2 separate regions of the Homo sapiens genome follow, and region 2 is linked to region 1. Evidence: chromatin loops called from intact Hi-C (ENCODE). Cell type or tissue: PC-9. All regions are shown on one strand.

Region 1 (8,000 bases):
ATGTGGAAGAATGGAGCTGGATCCCTCTTTCTCACCATATACAAAAATTAACTCACAATGGGTTAAATACTTAAACCTAAGTCCTGAAATCATAAAAATTCTAGAAGGAACCCTAGGAAAAACTCTTATGGACATTGGCCTAGGCTAAATATTTATAACGAAGGCTCCAAAGGCAAATGCAACAAAAACAAAAATAAACAGGACCTACTTAAACTAGAAAGCTTCTACACAGCAGAAGAAATAATCATGAAAGTAAACAGACAACTTAGAGAATGGGAGAAAATGTTTGCAAACTATGCATCTGACAAAGGACTAATACGCAGAATCTACAAGGGACTCAAATCAGCAAGAAAAAAAAATAATAATTCTGGCTGGGCGCAGTGGCTCATACCTGTAACCCCAGCACTTTGGGAGGGCAAGGCGTGCGGATGACTTGAGGTCAGGAGTTCGAGATCAGCCTGGCCAACATGGTGAAACCCTATCTCTACCAAAAATATAAAAAATTAGCTGGGTGTGGTGGCAGGGCCTGTAATCCCAGCTACTCAGTAGGCTGAGGCATGACACTCAACTTGAATCCAGGAGGCAGAGATTGCAGTGAGCCGAGATTGTACCACTGCACTCCAGCCTGGGTGACAGAGTGAGACTCTATCTAAAAAAATTAATAAAATAAAATAAAAATAATAAATACTTTATAAACATTAATTTACTGACTCTTCTTAATGACCTTGATGTTATATTCTGTTTGATCCCTATTAACAGACAAGGAAACTCGGGCACAGAGAGGCTAGGTTACTCATTCAGAGTCACACAGCCAGTGTGCAGCAGAGCCAGAAGTAAAGCCCAGGGAGTCCCACTCCAGTCTGTGCTCTTAACCCTGGGCCATGACATGTCATCACCCTAGGTGTGCAGTGAGGGGACTGGGGCCTAGGAAGGGGAAGGGACTCATACCTGAAGCCACACAACCAGGGTCCAGCCCTAGGCAGGCTCTTTCTCCACAGAGACAGAGCCGGTTTGGGCCCCTCCTCTCTTCTCTTGGTGACAGTTTTGCCCATGGGCATCCTGCGGGCAAAGGGGAGGCTGAGTTTCTGGTTTGTGGGTGTGTTTCAGGAAGTGCAGCTTGATGGGGTCAGTCTTTGTGTGCAGGGAGAGGAGCTGGGTGGAGGCTGGCTGGATGACTGGGCCTAGGCCTCCGGACAACGGAAAGGAGCAGAGAAGACGAGGGATGCGTCCCGGCACTGGTATTGTGGAGAGAGACCCCAACCCCCAGGAGGGTGAGGAAGGGGCTGTTGGTTCCCCCGCTGGTGAGCAAGGGCTGGCTGTGGGAGGGGCTCCAGGAGCGGAGGGGAACTGTTAAAGATTCAGACCCAGCTGGGCGCGGTGGCTCACGCTTGTAATCCCAGCATTTTGAGAGGCTGAGGTGGGCGAATCACCTGAGGTCAGGAGTTCAGACCAGCCTGCCCAATATGGAGAAACCCCGTCTCTGCTAAAAAATACAAAAATTAGCCAGGCGTGATGGTGCACACCTGCAATCCCAGCTACTAGAGAGGCTAAGGCAGGAGAATCGCTTGAACTCGGGAGGCGGAGGTTGCAGTGAGGTGAGATTGCACCACTGCACTCCAGCCTGGGCGACACAGCGAACTCTGTTTCAAAAAAAAAAAAAAAAAGATTCAGACCCAGCCTCCGCCCCCTGTGTCACACAAACTGTTCTCCTCCTAGGGCAGGCTTAGAGGGGCCCATGCCTGGGGCACCCAGGTTGGCAGGCAGCTTCGTGGATGCCTCTGGGGAGGCCTTCCTGACTGCAGGCCGGCTCTGGGGTGCTGCAGAAGAACTCACTTCCATCTCTTCTATGATGGTGGTGTAGGTAGCCATGTTTGACAACATGTGACGATGCCTGGTGGTCACGTGATTCCAAAGGCACCACACCATAGGTCAGCCCAGGACCAATAGCTGGTGGCAGGAAGCAAGGAGCTGAACAGGTGGATTCACCCCTGGGGACTTCAGCCTGGCCATCCCAGAAGAGGCAGCTGCTGACAGGGTCTCATGGAGGGCTGAGGATGCAGGGAGGTCTGGGGGTCTTGAGGGCCACATAGGGCCTTGGGAAGTCTTGGGAATTTAGGCGACCTAGGAGACCTTGTGGGGCTTTAGGAGGGCCTAAGGAACCTGGGGGGCCCTGGGGATCGTTGAGGGGCCTGGGAAGGCCTTGAGGGGTCTCTGGAGGATCTTTTGGGCCTTGGGGGCCTGAGGAGCCTTGGGGGACCTCCAGAGGCCTAAGGGACCTTGGGAAATCTTTGGGACCTTAGGGGGAGAGGGGATGTAGGAGACTTGAGAGGCCTGGGGCTTTGGGTGGACCTTGGAAAGCAAGGGAGGTTGGGAGGGCCATGGCGGGTGGAGCAGCCCCCCCAGAGGGCCTGGGTCATTCAGCAGCCACAGCCTGGACATTGTGCTCCGGCTCTGGGAGCCCTGGTCATTCCCTCTGTGTGATGGGGGGATCCCAGGCCTGCTCCAGCATCCCTGTGAGGGTGAAGTGATCCCAAGGGGACAGGCATTGCCCTCACCCTCAGGCCTGCATGCCCCACACTCCACTTCCACACAAACTCATCTGAAGGCACATGAGGCTGTGTGGTCTACCAAAGGCTTCATGGGGAGGTGGAGGAAGGAGCCCCATTGCGAGACATCCCCGTGTCCCCAGAGCTCCTCTCACACTGACAGCCACTCTCTTCACTGGTTCGTATAAAGTGCCCAGAACAGTGCCCGGCACACAGGAGGTGTGAGCCATCGTCACTGCTGTCACTGTCTTTCAGTTCTCTCTTTCCCAGACGGCCTCTCAGGATCCCTCTTTTTGCCTCCAGCGATCTGGTGCCCCTCGTGTCAGAACAGATGCATCCTGCGATGCTCCTCACGTGAAACAGGAAGAGCCTATACATGAAAATGTGCGTCTTCCCCCATGGTGTTTCGTTTTCTTGCGGGGGGACTGAGTCTCATTCTGTCGCCCAGGCTGGAGTGCAGTGGCACGATCTCGGCTCACTGCAACCTCCCACCCCCAGGTTCAAGTGGTTCTCCTACCTCAGCCTCCCGAGTAGCTGGGATTGCAGGTGCCTGCCACCATGCCCGGCTAATTTTTTGTATTTTTAGTAGAGATGGAGTTTCACCATGTTGGCCAGGCTGGTCTCGATCTCCTGACCTCAGGTGATCCGCCTTGGCCTCCCAAAGTGTTGGGATTACAGGTGTGAGCCAGCACACCTGGCCCTCTGTGGGGTTTAGAAGTAGCTCAGCACAGGCCAGGTGCAGTGGCTCATGCCTGTAATCCCAGCACTTTGGGAGGCCGAGGCGGGCAGATCATGAGGTCAGGAGTTCGAGACCAGCCTGGCCAACATGGTGAAACTCCGTCTCTACTAAAAATACAAAAAATTAGCCGGGCGTGGTGACGCGCACCTGTAGTCCCAGCTACTCGGGAGGCTGAGGCAGGAGAATGGCGTGAACCCGGGAGGCGGAGCTTGCAGTGATCCGAGATAGCGCCATTGCACTGCAGCCTGGGCGACAGAGCAAGACTCCGCCTCAGAAAAAAAAAAAAAAAAAGAAGTAGCTCAGCACAGCATGTGGCGGGTGCCACCCAAGAAGGTGGCACAGAGGACAAAAGTCCACAGAGGACAAATGCAGCCAGTGTGGAAATCAGGCCCCAACTTGCGGGGCCGAGGCCGTGAGCAGCCACAAGGTGGCCCCAGTGAGCTTAGGGACCAGCTAGTGCAGGGCAGGTGGGAGGTTCACGCACAGCTAAATTAGGCTAAGAGAGACGTGGCAGGGTCTCCCTGGGGCAGCAGGTGGGGGCTCAGCTCACCCTGGCTCCCGGCTGCACAGCTCAGAGTGGGCACCTCCTCGCCTGAGGAGAAGGAAGGGCCGCCTGTAGCCAGCAGGTGTGCCAGCATCCTCCTACCTGGGCTGGGGCCCGGAAGGCGAACACAGGGCAACCGAACCCATTGCAGAGCAGGGCCTGAGGGCTGGCTTGGGAGCAGGTGGTTGGAGTCTGGCTCTGAACAGGCCTTGATCCGTCCCTTGGGTCCCCCAGGCCCTTCCCAGCCTCCACCCCGTGCTGCAGGCCACACCTACAGCCTTCTGTGCCGAGGGCTGTGCCCCTGGAAGCCACGTGGGGCAGACTGGAGCTGCCTGGGTCCTGGAGCAGCATTTCTGGGGCTTCAGCCCAGGGGAGCTGACTGGATTTGCGGCTACACTCACACCACACTCCTCCTCCGGGCTGGGCCGGGTGAGAGGAGGGAGATGAAGGAGGGCGGGCCTGCCCTTGCTGGTCATCAGGGTCGCTCATCTCTGGGGATCTGGCTGGAGCTAGGAATTGAGGAAGGACAGGCTGGTGGCAGGGGCCGGGGCTGGGCTTCTGGCGGGCCAGGCCCCCCTCTAGGGAGGTCTGTGCTCACTGCATCCCTAGGGACACAAGCCCAGGGCCAGGGCCTCATGCTTTCTGGCCTGGCAGGCTGCCTGCCTCAGCCCCACCCCACCCAAGGCATCCAGGGACACTGGCCTGTGGCAGACACGCCCACAGCTTTGCTGTGTGTCCATCTTTGTTGCTTCTCCTTTTGGGGAGCTACCCCTACCCCTGCACTTTAACAGGTGAACCCAGTGTGAGCCACTGCCCCGCCCACCAGCCCCTGAATCAGGCCAAAGAAGTGAAAACCATCTGACCACAGAGGAGGAGCCTGGGGGCGCAGCAGGGCCCCAGCTGGCCGGAGGTCAGCCTCAGGGTGGGTGGCCTGGAGGCCAGCTGTCTGGAGGATCCTGAGCAGAGAGGGGGGCAGGCCCTTGGTGCCTTTCCTTCCAAGAGGGGAATCTAAAGGGAGAGAGTGACATCAATCCAAGGCCCACCGTGCAGATGCTGATTACAGAGGCCAGCGGAGGTGACACAGGTCCTGCCCAAGACAGTCCTGGAGATGGATGGTGGGGCTGGTACCTGTCTTAATTTGCTGCATTGCTAGAAAGAAATACCCGAGGATAGGTAATTTATAAAGAAAAGGTGGTAGCCAGGCACAGTGGCTCACACTTGTAATCCCAGCACTTTGGGAGACTGAGGCAGGCAGATCACCTGAGGTCAGGAGTTCGAGACCAGTCTGACCAACATGGAGAAACTGTCTCTACTAAACATACAAAATTAGCCAGGCATGGTGGCACATGCCTGTAATCCCAGCTACTTGGGAGGCTGAGGCAGGAGAATCATTTGAACCCGGAAGGCAGAGTTTGCGGTGAGCCGAAATCGCGCCATTGCACTCCAGCCTGGGCAACAGGAGCAAAACTCCGTCTGGAAAAGAAAAGAAAAGAAGAGAAAAGAAAAGGAAAGGAAAGGAAAGAAAAGAAAAGAAAAGATGGTTATTTGGCTCATAGTTCTTCAGGCTGGTACAAAGAAGCGTGGCACCAGCATCTGCTTCTGGTGAGGCCTCAGGAAGCTTCCACTCATAGCAGAAGGGGAAGGGTAGCAGGCATCCCATGGAGAGAGGAAGGAGGGAGGAGAGGGGGAAAGGAGGTTCCAGGCTCTCTTTAACAACCAACCCTCGCGGGAACTAATAAAGGCAGAACTCACTGTTAACGCAAGCACCAAGCCGTTCATGAGGGGTCCGCCCTCATGATACAAACACCTCCCGCCAGGCCCCACCTCCAACACTGAGGATCAAATTTTAACCCGAGATCTGGAAAGGACAACATCCAAACTATATCAGCATCCCAACAATGAGAATGTACTTCATGTTACCTCAAAATGGCTAAGACAGTAAATGTTTAAACATGGGTAAATCTAAGTAACTATTGGCTGCATAGAATAACATTAATTTTTCATTGTCTTTTATATAGATAAAAATTTTATTTATTTATTGAGACACAGTATCGCTCTATCACCCAGGCTAGAGTGCAGTGGCACGATCTCAGCTCACCGCAAACTCCACCTCCAGGGTTCAAGCGATTCTCCTGCCTCAGTCTCCCGAATAACCGGGACTACAGGCGTGTGCCATCACGCCAGGATAACTTCTGTATTTTTAGTAGAGACAGGGTTTTGCCATGTTGGGCCAAGCTGGTCTTGATCTCCTGACCTCAGGTGGTCTGCCCGCCTGGGCCTCCCTAAGTGTTGGGATTACAGGCGTGAGCCACCGTGCCCGGCTTATATAGGCCGGGCGCAGTATAGGCCTTGCCCATACCCATCAATAGCCACTACATTCGTGAATAGCCACTGCATTCCAGCCTGGACAACACAGCAAGACTATATCTATTTTTTGTTGTTTTTGTTAAAGTACATTAGTGGCCGGGTGCAGTGGCTGACGCCTGTAATCTCAGCACTTTGGGAGACCGAGGTGGGCAGATCATTCGAGGTCAGGAGTTCGAGACCAGCCTGGCCAACACGGTGAAACCCTGTCTCTACTAAAAATACAAAAATTAGCCCAGCGTGGTAGCTTGCATCTGTAATCCCAGCTACTCAGGAGGCTGAGGCAGGAGAATCGCTTGAACTCAGGAGGTGGAGGTTGCAGTGAGCCAAGATCACACCACTACACTCCAGCCTGGGTGACAGAGCCAGACTCTGTCTTAATAAATAAATAAATAAAGTACATTAGATGATGTCTTAGTCCCTTTTGTGCTGTTATCACAGAGTATCTGAGACTGGGTAATTTATAAACAATGGAAGCTTATTTGGCTCATAGCTCTGGAGGCTGGAAGTCCAAGAGCAAGGTGCCAGGATCTAGGGAGAGCCTTCTTCGTGCAACACCCCATGGAAGAAGGCAGAAGGGCAAGAGAGTGTGCACTGAACCCATTCTTTTATCAGGAACCCACTCCCAAGATAACTAACCCACTCCCAAGATAACTAACCCACTCTCATAACGAACCCACTCCCATGATAACTAACCCACTCCCAAGATAACTAACCCACTCCCAAGATAACTAACCCACTCTCATAGCTAACCCACTCCCAAGATAACTAACCCACTCCCAAGATAACTAACCCACTCCCATGATAACTAACCCACTCTCATAACTAACCCACTCTCATGATAACTAACCCACTCCCAAGATAACTAACCCACGCCCATAACGAACCCACTCCCATGATAACTAACCCACTCCCAAGATAACGAACCCACTCCCAAGATAACGAACCCACTCCCATGATAACTAACCCACTCCCAAGATAACTAATCCACTCCCATGATAACTAACCCACTCCCATGATAACGAACCCACTCCCATGACAACTAACCCACTCCCAAGATAACGAACCCACTCCCAAGATAACTAACCCACTCCCATGATAACTAACCCACTCCCAAGATAACTAACCCACTCCCAAGATAACGAACCCACTCCCATGATAACTAACCTACTCCCAAGATAACTAATCCACTCCCATGATAACTAACCCACTCCCATGATAACGAACCCACTCCCATGATAACTAACCCACTCCCAAGATAACTAACCCACTCCCAAGATAACTAACCCACTCCCATGATAACGAACCCACTCCCAAGATAACTAACCCACTCCCAAGATAACGAACCCACTCCCATGATAACTAACCCACTCCCAAGATAACTAATCCACTCCCATGATAACTAACCCACTTCCATGATAACTAACCCACTCCCAAGATAACGAACCCACTCCCAAGATTACTAACCCACTCCCATGATAACTAACCCACTCCCAAGATAACTAAACCACTCCCAAGATAACTAACCCACTCCCATGATTATAAACCCACTTCCATGATAATGAACCCACTCCCGTGATAACTAACCCACTCTCATGATAACTAACCCACTCTCATAACTATAATTAACCCACCCCCAAGATAACTAACCCACTCCCATGACAACTAACCCACTCTCATAACTATAACTAACCCACTCCCAAGATAACTAACCCACTCCCATGATAACTAACCCACTCCCAAGATAACTAACCCACTCCCAAGATAACTAACCCACTCCCCTAACCCACTCTCATAACTAACCCAC
Region 2 (8,000 bases), 210 kb after region 1:
ACTTGGATGTGGGCAGGAGTACCTTGGTCAGCGGCCTTGGGGGTGGTCACTGGGTAACCTCCACAAAGTGTGTTTAAACCCAGGGGACTGAAGTCAGCTCGGAGGGTTCTTCCTATGTCCTATGTCCTGCTCAGGCCTAGGAACCAAATAGAGCCCTGCCTCTTTCCTCAGAATGTTGGCTGCTGCTTCTGGCCGCCTTGCTTTCTTGTGTTTTTTATAAATCTGTATTGCCTTTTGCTTATGTTTTGAAGAGATTGTTTATTGGGTAAGAACCCTCAGTCCTGTTTTCCATGCAGAGGGAAGCCCCGGAGTCTTGTTCCGGCAGTGATTGTGTGTTCCCCGCCAGTTGGGTTTCTCTTCTTGTTTGTGAGTGGAGATGACCTTCCTGTGACGGGGGCCGCGGAAGAGCTGGTGGGTGAGATTTTGCTGTAGGTGCAGTTCCTTTTCTTGTTCCTTTCAGCGGTTACTTTCCATGTTATTAAATGTCTTACTTTGTCCAGAAACACTTTGAAAAATAAATTGAATGTGAATCATATTTCCTTTCTCTTACATATTCGTCTGATAGAGTAAATCTGGACTCTGGGTTAATTTTAAATGAAGACAAAAATGATTGATCCCTGACAATTTTGGATTATTTATTTATTTGTTTCTTAAGTAACAAGAGCAGGAGGAAGTACCCCATCGCCTCCAAGTGTTTTTGAGGAACCATGGGATTCCTCATGGAATTGAGGAGAACAAGTCTTCGGAGACCACTTGTCTGTTTTTCTTTCTGTTTTTCTTTTTAATTTTTTATTTCTATAGATTACTGGGGAACAGGTGGTGTTTGGTTACATGAGTAAGTTCTTTAGTGGTGATTTGTGAGATTTGGGTGCACCTGAGCAGTATACACTGAACAGTGTATACTGAACAGTGCACCCGAGCAGTATACACTGAACCCAGTCTTTTATCCCTCACCCGCTTCCCATCCTTTTCCTCTGAGTCCCTGAAGTCTATTGTGTCATTCTTATGACTTTGCATCCTCATGGCTTAGGTCCTACTTACTATTTTTTTTTTTTTTGAGATGGAGTCTTGCTCTGTTGCCCAGGCTGGAGTGGAGTGGCGCGATCTCAGCTCATTGCAACCTCTGCCTCCCGGGTTCAGGTGATTCTCCTGTCTCAGCCTCCCGAGTGGCTGGGATTATAGGCACATGCCACCATGCCCGCCTAATTTTTGTATTTTTAGTAGAGATGGGGTTTCACCATGTTGGCCAGGCTGGTCTTGAACTCCTGACCTCAAGTGATCCACCCGCCTCGGCCTCCCAGAGTGCTGAGATTACAGGCGTGAACCACCATGCCTAGCCGTTAGCTCCCACTTATGAGTGAGAACAGGTGATGTTTGGTTTTCCATTCCTGAGTTACTTTACCCAGAATTGTTGTCTCCAATCTCATCGAGGTCTCTGCGAATGCCAGTAATTCATTCCTTTTTATGGCTAAGTAGTATTCCATCGTATATATACATATACATATATATGTATACACACATATACATATATATGTATACACACATATACATATATATGTATACACACATATACATATATATGTATACACACATATACATATATATGTATACACACATATACATATATATGTATACACACATATACATATATATGTATACACACATATACATATATATGTATACACACATATACATATATATGTATACACACATATACATATATATGTATACACACATATACATATATATGTATACACACATATACATATATATGTATACACACATATACATATATATGTATACACACATATACATATATATGTATACACACATATACATATATATGTATACACACATATACATATATATGTATACACACATATACATATATATGTATACACACATATACATATATAGTATACACACATATACATATATATGTATACACACATATACATATATATGTATACACACATATACATATATATGTATACACACATATACATATATATGTATACACACATATACATATATATGTATACACACATATACATATATACATATATACACAAACACACATGCACCGCACTTTTTTTTTTTTTTTTTTTTGAGATGGGAGTCTCACTCTATCACCAGGCTGGAGTGCAGTGGTGTGATCTTGGCTCACTGCAACCTCTGTCTCCTGGGTTCAAGCTATTCTCCTGCTTCAGCCTCCTGAGTAGCTGGGATTACAGGTGCTCACCACCATGCCCAGCTAATTTTTGTATTTTTACCATGTTGGCCAGGATGATCTCCATCTCCTGACCTCCTGATCCTCCTGCCTTGGCCTCCCAAAGTGCAGGGATTGCAGGCATGAGCCACTGCATGTGGCCACACCACACTTCCTTTATCCACTTGTTGATGGATGGGCATTTGTGTTGAAAAGAAGTCATCTCTGTTTTTCTTTCCCTGAACGGCCACAGTGTAGCACGGCCTGCCTGTGGCTAGGACAAGGGCAGTGCTCACTTGCAGGGGCCTGTCCTGGCTCTGTGGCCTGAGAGTGACACCTGCCCCTCCTTTCCTTCTCTGGCAGGCTCAGCATCTCTGCCCCTCCTCAGCTCAGCCCTTCACCCCCTGAACACAGGCCGTGGAGATCTGCATCGTGCAGTGCTTCTAGGTGCAGTGGGGAGCCCAGGAACAGGAGCCCGTGTCCTGTCACAGGGTGGGGAATGTCACCGTGCTTGGCCCTGGGAGCACAAGATGACCCACCTGCGTAGTTCTTTTTCCTGAGGAGTCGGGGAGCGTGTCTGTGTGCGGAGCAGGCTCAGAGCAGGTGTTCCCTGCAGCGCTCAGAACTGAGGTGGCTGGGGCCTTGGTGTCACACCTCACGCTAGGGATTGTCTGTGGAGTGCTTCCCTTGGGCTAGGCACTTATTTTTATTTTTTTTGGAGATGGAGTCTTGCCCTGTTACCCAGGCTGGAATACAATGGTGCCATCTCAGCTCACTGTAACCTCTGCCTCCCGGGTTCAAGCAGTTCTCCTGCCTCAGCCTCCCCAGTAGCTGGGGCTACAGGCTCATGCCGCCACACCCAGCTCATTTTTTTGTGTGTGTGTTTTAGTAGAGATGGGGTTTCACCGTGTTGGCCAGGCTGGTCCCGAACTCCTGACCTCAGGTGATCCGCCCACCTTGGCCTCCCAAAGTGCTGGGATTACAGGTGTGAGCCACTGCACCCGGCGGGCTAGACACTGTACATGCAACCACACGTGTAGTCCTCATAGCAGCTGGGGGTGGTACCGTGTGGTCCCTATTTTACAAATGAGGAAACTCAGAAGCTGAGCTACGTGCTCAAAGCCACACAGCTCATAAGTGGCAAAGCTGGGGTTTGAACCTTAGAAGTCTGTGCCCTTACCCATCACAGCCTCATCCTTATCTCCTCCATTCCCTAGGGGACTTAACAGGTGTTGAAATTATTACAGAGAAAGCTGACTCACTCACCAGGAATCTGATCCTGCTGTGGGCTGGCTTGGGTGGAGGTGTTCCTCCCGCCCCCGCACCCATCCTCCTGTTTGAACTCAGGCTGCTGCCTGCTGGGCCTGCCTGCCCTTGGAGCCCTGCTGAGCTCAGCCTGAGGCCTGGCTCCTCCAGGCTGGGGGAAAACCAGGCTTGCTGTGCTCGGCAGCAGAGATTCTTCTGGAGTGAGGTGAGCAGCTTGTTCTAGGTCCCCCCTGGTGTTCTCTTTGCAGACAAGAGGCAGAGGTATCAGGAGGCCCAGAGGGAACAGGGCTGCCTGGGCTCTTCCCATTTCTGGGCCCCGTGCTGTGGGGAACTTTCATTTTGAGTATCCCCAGACTTTTTGTTCCCCCTTTCTGAAATGTTTCCTCTTTTCTGGTGATAAACATGGAAATTCCACCCCGAGTGCTGCGGTTCATGAAGGGGCACGTAGGCCCTTTGAGTCCAGTTGCTTAGAATACCTGTGGGTTTCCTTATTAAGTAGGAAGTAGAGGCTGAGAACGTCTGTGTTGTTACTGATGGCAGCCCCCCGGGGCAGGGCCAGGCATTGCTGGGCGCCCTCTCCTCCCTGAGTCTGCCTTCCGTAAACGGCCTGCAGTGGGGAAGGTGGGCCTCTGCTCAAGGCCCCGAGCTCCTAGGGGAACGGGTTCACCTTCAGGCCCATCCAAGGCAGAGCCCTTTCCGGCTTCGGGGCCCCTGATATTTCTGGGCCCCCGACTGCATCCGCTCTGTTCCCACGGGTCCCTCCTGGGTGTTCTTGCTCATGCTTGGGTTCATTTGAGCGCTGCCTCGCCCTCCGCCATCCTCTTCCTTCTCATGTGCGCTGTGTGCACCGGAGCCCGGCCGATGCTGATAGAATTTTTAAGTGTGCCGTGCAGCTTTCTGCACCTGGGCCTCTACTCCTTGCTGTGCTGGTTTGAAATGGGCCTTCTTTTATCAAACATTTTTACTAAACTAAAAAATAAAATAGGCTTGCTGGCTCTAAGGCTTTCACCTAGATGAGGCGAGTGATGTTTATTGCAGTCGTCTGGATGAGCTCCTGATCCTTGGCTGAAAGCCATCAGTGGCTCGGGATGTGTGGAGAGGACAGGGCAGAGGACCCGGTCTTGGAAAGGGGGTGGGTCCCTTGGTGTCACTGTGGCTCTCTTAGGGGTGGCAGCTCCTCCGCGAGGGCTTGGTGCACCCGCTGCCCTTGTTTTCACGTGAATGTGTTTGGGGCGGGAGGCTAGCGAGTTGCCTGGGACTCCCTACATTATGCTGTTGGGGTCGGGAGTCAAGAGGAGATCTGGCCTTGCTTCTTTCCGAATACGGAAGGGATCTGGGAGGAAGAAAGGTTCAGAGACAACCACAGTTTTATAGAATCTATGACTATTTTCCTGCTCACGTCTGGGGCCTTGGGAGTTGCTTTCTCGGGGTGGAGGAAGAGCACAGAGCGCCACCTCTTCTGTTTTGAGACTGGGTCTGGCTGCTGCCAAGTTCTCAGGTTTATTGATGGTGCAGTAGGTGATTCCTGTGCGGCCACAGCTGCCTCCTGGAAGGGCTGGTAGAGGGTTGTTGGCTGTGGGCCGCATTTTGTTTTCTCTTAGAATTAATCTCTATAGTGAGTTAGTTTTGTGTTCCAAAACCAGTCACTAGAGCCACTGTAACAGCTTGTGCATCAGCCAGATGTGCCTGCCTCAGCCGTCATGCTTTTAAATAGCTGAGAGAAAAGGCCACCTTTACAGCAGCTCACTAGCTTTTAAGAGGGTGTCACCTAGCTGGGTTTTGTCGTGAGAGAATGTGCTGTGTTCTTGGAAGTTAATTCCTTCAAAGATACGGTGTACCTTTAAAATGCTTAATCATTCACACACGTGCACAGTGAGGAAGAGAATTAAATGGAACAAGCAGTTATGGGATGCGCTCTGTTTGCACATGAGGCCCTGGGGCGTGTGCAAAGGTGAGCCTGGTGTTACTCCTGCTACCGAGGGACTTCGTTTGCTGAGGGAGACAGACCAGCCAGGAGCTTCTGCCGCAAGGATGCTGGTGCCAAGCGGGCCACGGAGGGGCCAGGAAGCCCTGTGGCAGTATAGGCAAGGAAAGGGGAGTTTTCACTGAGGACATGAGATGACATTAAAGTGGACTTTGAAGGTTACCTGGGGTGTGGGGCGTGTTCTGTAGTCAGGGGCTGGGACAAGGCCTTCTTGGCACAGGGTGGCTTGAACACAGCCTGAGTGAGGAGGAGTACAGGGTGTGTTTGGGAGCCTGGCGGGTCGCTGGCTACCTGAGAACAGAGGTGTGCGTGGAAGTAGTGGGCACAGCTGTGGCTGTATGGTGGGATGGTGTGCGTGGAAGCAGTGGGCATAGTTGTGGCTGTGTGGTGGGGTGGTATGGATGGAAGGAGTGGGCACAGCTGCGGCTGCGTGGTGGGATGGGAGGTGAGGGTCAGTGTTCAGGATGGTGGCTGCAGGAGTTTTGGCTTGAGGCTCTTTTGTGTTTGGAGTAGGGAAGGTTTCTGAGCAGGAGTGACCTGATCAGACCTCCTGCTACTGTTTATTGACCTCTTGCTGTGTGCCAGAGACAGAGGCTCAGGTCAAGGAACTGGCCTGAGATTGCATGGGTAGGACGAGGCCAGCCAGGATGTCGGGTGAGAACCATGGCCGTGGGGAGGAGAGAGAGAGGAAGGGGACTGTCAGGAAGTGCTTGCAATTCAGTTAGTTCAGTAGATATTCAAAACGGACCCTGTGCCACACTTTGCAAAAGGTGGGAAAAAAGAGCCCTCCCGAGAGGGGATGTGTGAGCCGAGAGGGGCAGGAGGACACTGCACAGGCCTCATAGGACCTGAAGGCATACGAGTTCTTCCCCAAGGCCTGTAGGAAGACCTTGAAGGATGTTCAGCTGGGGAGTGACCCATCCTCTGATGGGCACAGGACGACAGAGCTGAGGCCAAACCCTGGGGCAGCCGGTGCAACTGTCATGTTCTTCTCAGGAGCAGGGGATGGGTCAGGGCCAGGGCTGATGGACAGGAGAAGAGAGATGTGTGGGAGGTTTCCAAGGTGACCTAGAGGATGTGGAGACGTGGGTGGGTGGTGTGCTTCAGGGAGGAGACGAGGCTGACCCTCCTGTTGGTGGATGGCAGTTCTGGAGGTGGTCACAGGAGATACATGGTCAGAATGAGAGAAAATGGAGCCCCGATTTAAGTTAGTGGGACAGAGGGTTTTCGATGCCAGGACATGGGCCAGTGAGAGCCAGGGGCCGCCAGAAGAGGGCTCGAGGGAGAGGTACGAGGCAGGGATGAGCACATTGTCTATTTTTGTGTGACTGGTAGAGAGTGATGTTGTCCAAGGGTGGGGACCGAAGAGTGGGTGTGAGGAGTGGCCGGTGGGGCACAGCTGATTTTTTGGGGGAACCCGTTGACGTGAGGTGGTGGATTCGTGGCTGAGAGTTGGCAGTGGTTTTGCTTGGAGGCACGTGTTTGAGAACCGTTTACTCGGGTGGAGGAGGTCAGGAGAGAGCATGATTTTTCATAAGAGAAGGAAGGAGGACTGAGGACTCGGCTTTGGGGAGCAGAGTTGGGAACACACAGAAGAGTCTGGGGCATGCAGAGAGGCTGGCAGGAGGCAGAGGAGGGAGCAAGAAGAAAGAGCTCAGTGTGATGAGTCCTGAGGGGAAGCTGGGCAGGGCCAGGATTGAGTGAGAAGCAGCAAGAAGGAGAGAGGGGAAATGGGCCTCGGTGATGGCTGGCTGCCAGGGTGGCGGAGCCGCTCCGAAAGTCATGCATCACTTAGCGACGGGGACGCCTTCTGAGACATGTGTCCTTAGGTGATTTGGTCCCTGTGTGAACATCACAGAGCACATTTATACAAACCCAGGTAGAGTTAGCGCAGTGTCGCCTGCTGCACACCTAGGCTGTACGGCACCGTCTGTTGCTCTGAGGCTATGTGCCTGTACAGCATGGTACTGTTCTGAATACTGCAGGCAGTTGTCACACAATGGTTGGTATTTTTGTATCTAAACATCTCTAAATATGGAGCAGGTATAGTACAAATACAGAATGAAAGATAAAATGGCATACTCGTGTAGGGCAGCTGGTGCGATTGGCGCTCACGGGACTGGACGGTGCCCTTGGTGGGTCGGTGAATGAAGGGTGAGTGAATGGGAAGGTCTGGGTCCTCACTGTGCATCGTGTAGATGTCATTAGCACTCTACATTTAGGCTCTACTAGATTCATAAACACACCTTCTTTCTTCAGTAGTAAATTAACCTTAGCTTGCTGTGACTTTTAAACTTCATAAACGTTTTGATTTTTAAAAAACTTTTTGACTCCTTTCTATTGACACATAGCTTAGAACACAAATACGTTGTACAGCTGCACCAAGATATTTTTCTTTATATCCTGACTCGGTAAGCTTTTTTCTCTTTTTAAAATTTTTTATTTTTTACTTTTTCAGCTTTTTGTTAAAAACTAAGACACAGACACACACATTAGCCTAGGCCGACACAGGGTCGGGACCGTCAGTGCCACTGGCTTCCA

What was found. Peaks named below come from ENCODE experiments on the same cell type or tissue, not always from the same donor. Only the 100,000 strongest peaks of a DNase experiment are listed, where the experiment ranks them.
Region 2: it touches region 1 in a loop (6-fold over the local background); 9 of 110 quality-filtered maps call a loop at or near these places.

What each region holds. Positions count from the first base shown.
Region 1 is chr22:46,559,794-46,567,793 of GRCh38, forward strand. No RefSeq gene overlaps it. Among named protein-coding and RNA genes, the nearest start is that of LINC02925, 22 kb to the left of the region's middle. RefSeq lists enhancers at 1,789-2,540, 3,979-4,273, 4,263-4,432. In PC-9, CTCF peaks have their summits at 3,753 (motif pointing right) and 3,955; DNase peaks (open chromatin) are centred at 1,918, 3,718 and 4,108; H3K4me3 peaks cover 1,949 bases; H3K27ac peaks cover 650 bases.
Region 2 is chr22:46,770,556-46,778,555 of GRCh38, forward strand. The region is part of intron 1 of TBC1D22A (TBC1 domain family member 22A); the gene reads left to right. Among named protein-coding and RNA genes, the nearest start is that of TBC1D22A, 12 kb to the left of the region's middle. RefSeq lists enhancers at 1-229, 2,569-3,083, 3,084-3,599, 3,662-3,741, 3,782-3,851 and 1 more and a silencer at 3,212-3,391. In PC-9, CTCF peaks have their summits at 3,678 and 3,926; a DNase peak (open chromatin) is centred at 3,516; H3K4me3 peaks cover 407 bases; H3K27ac peaks cover 2,172 bases.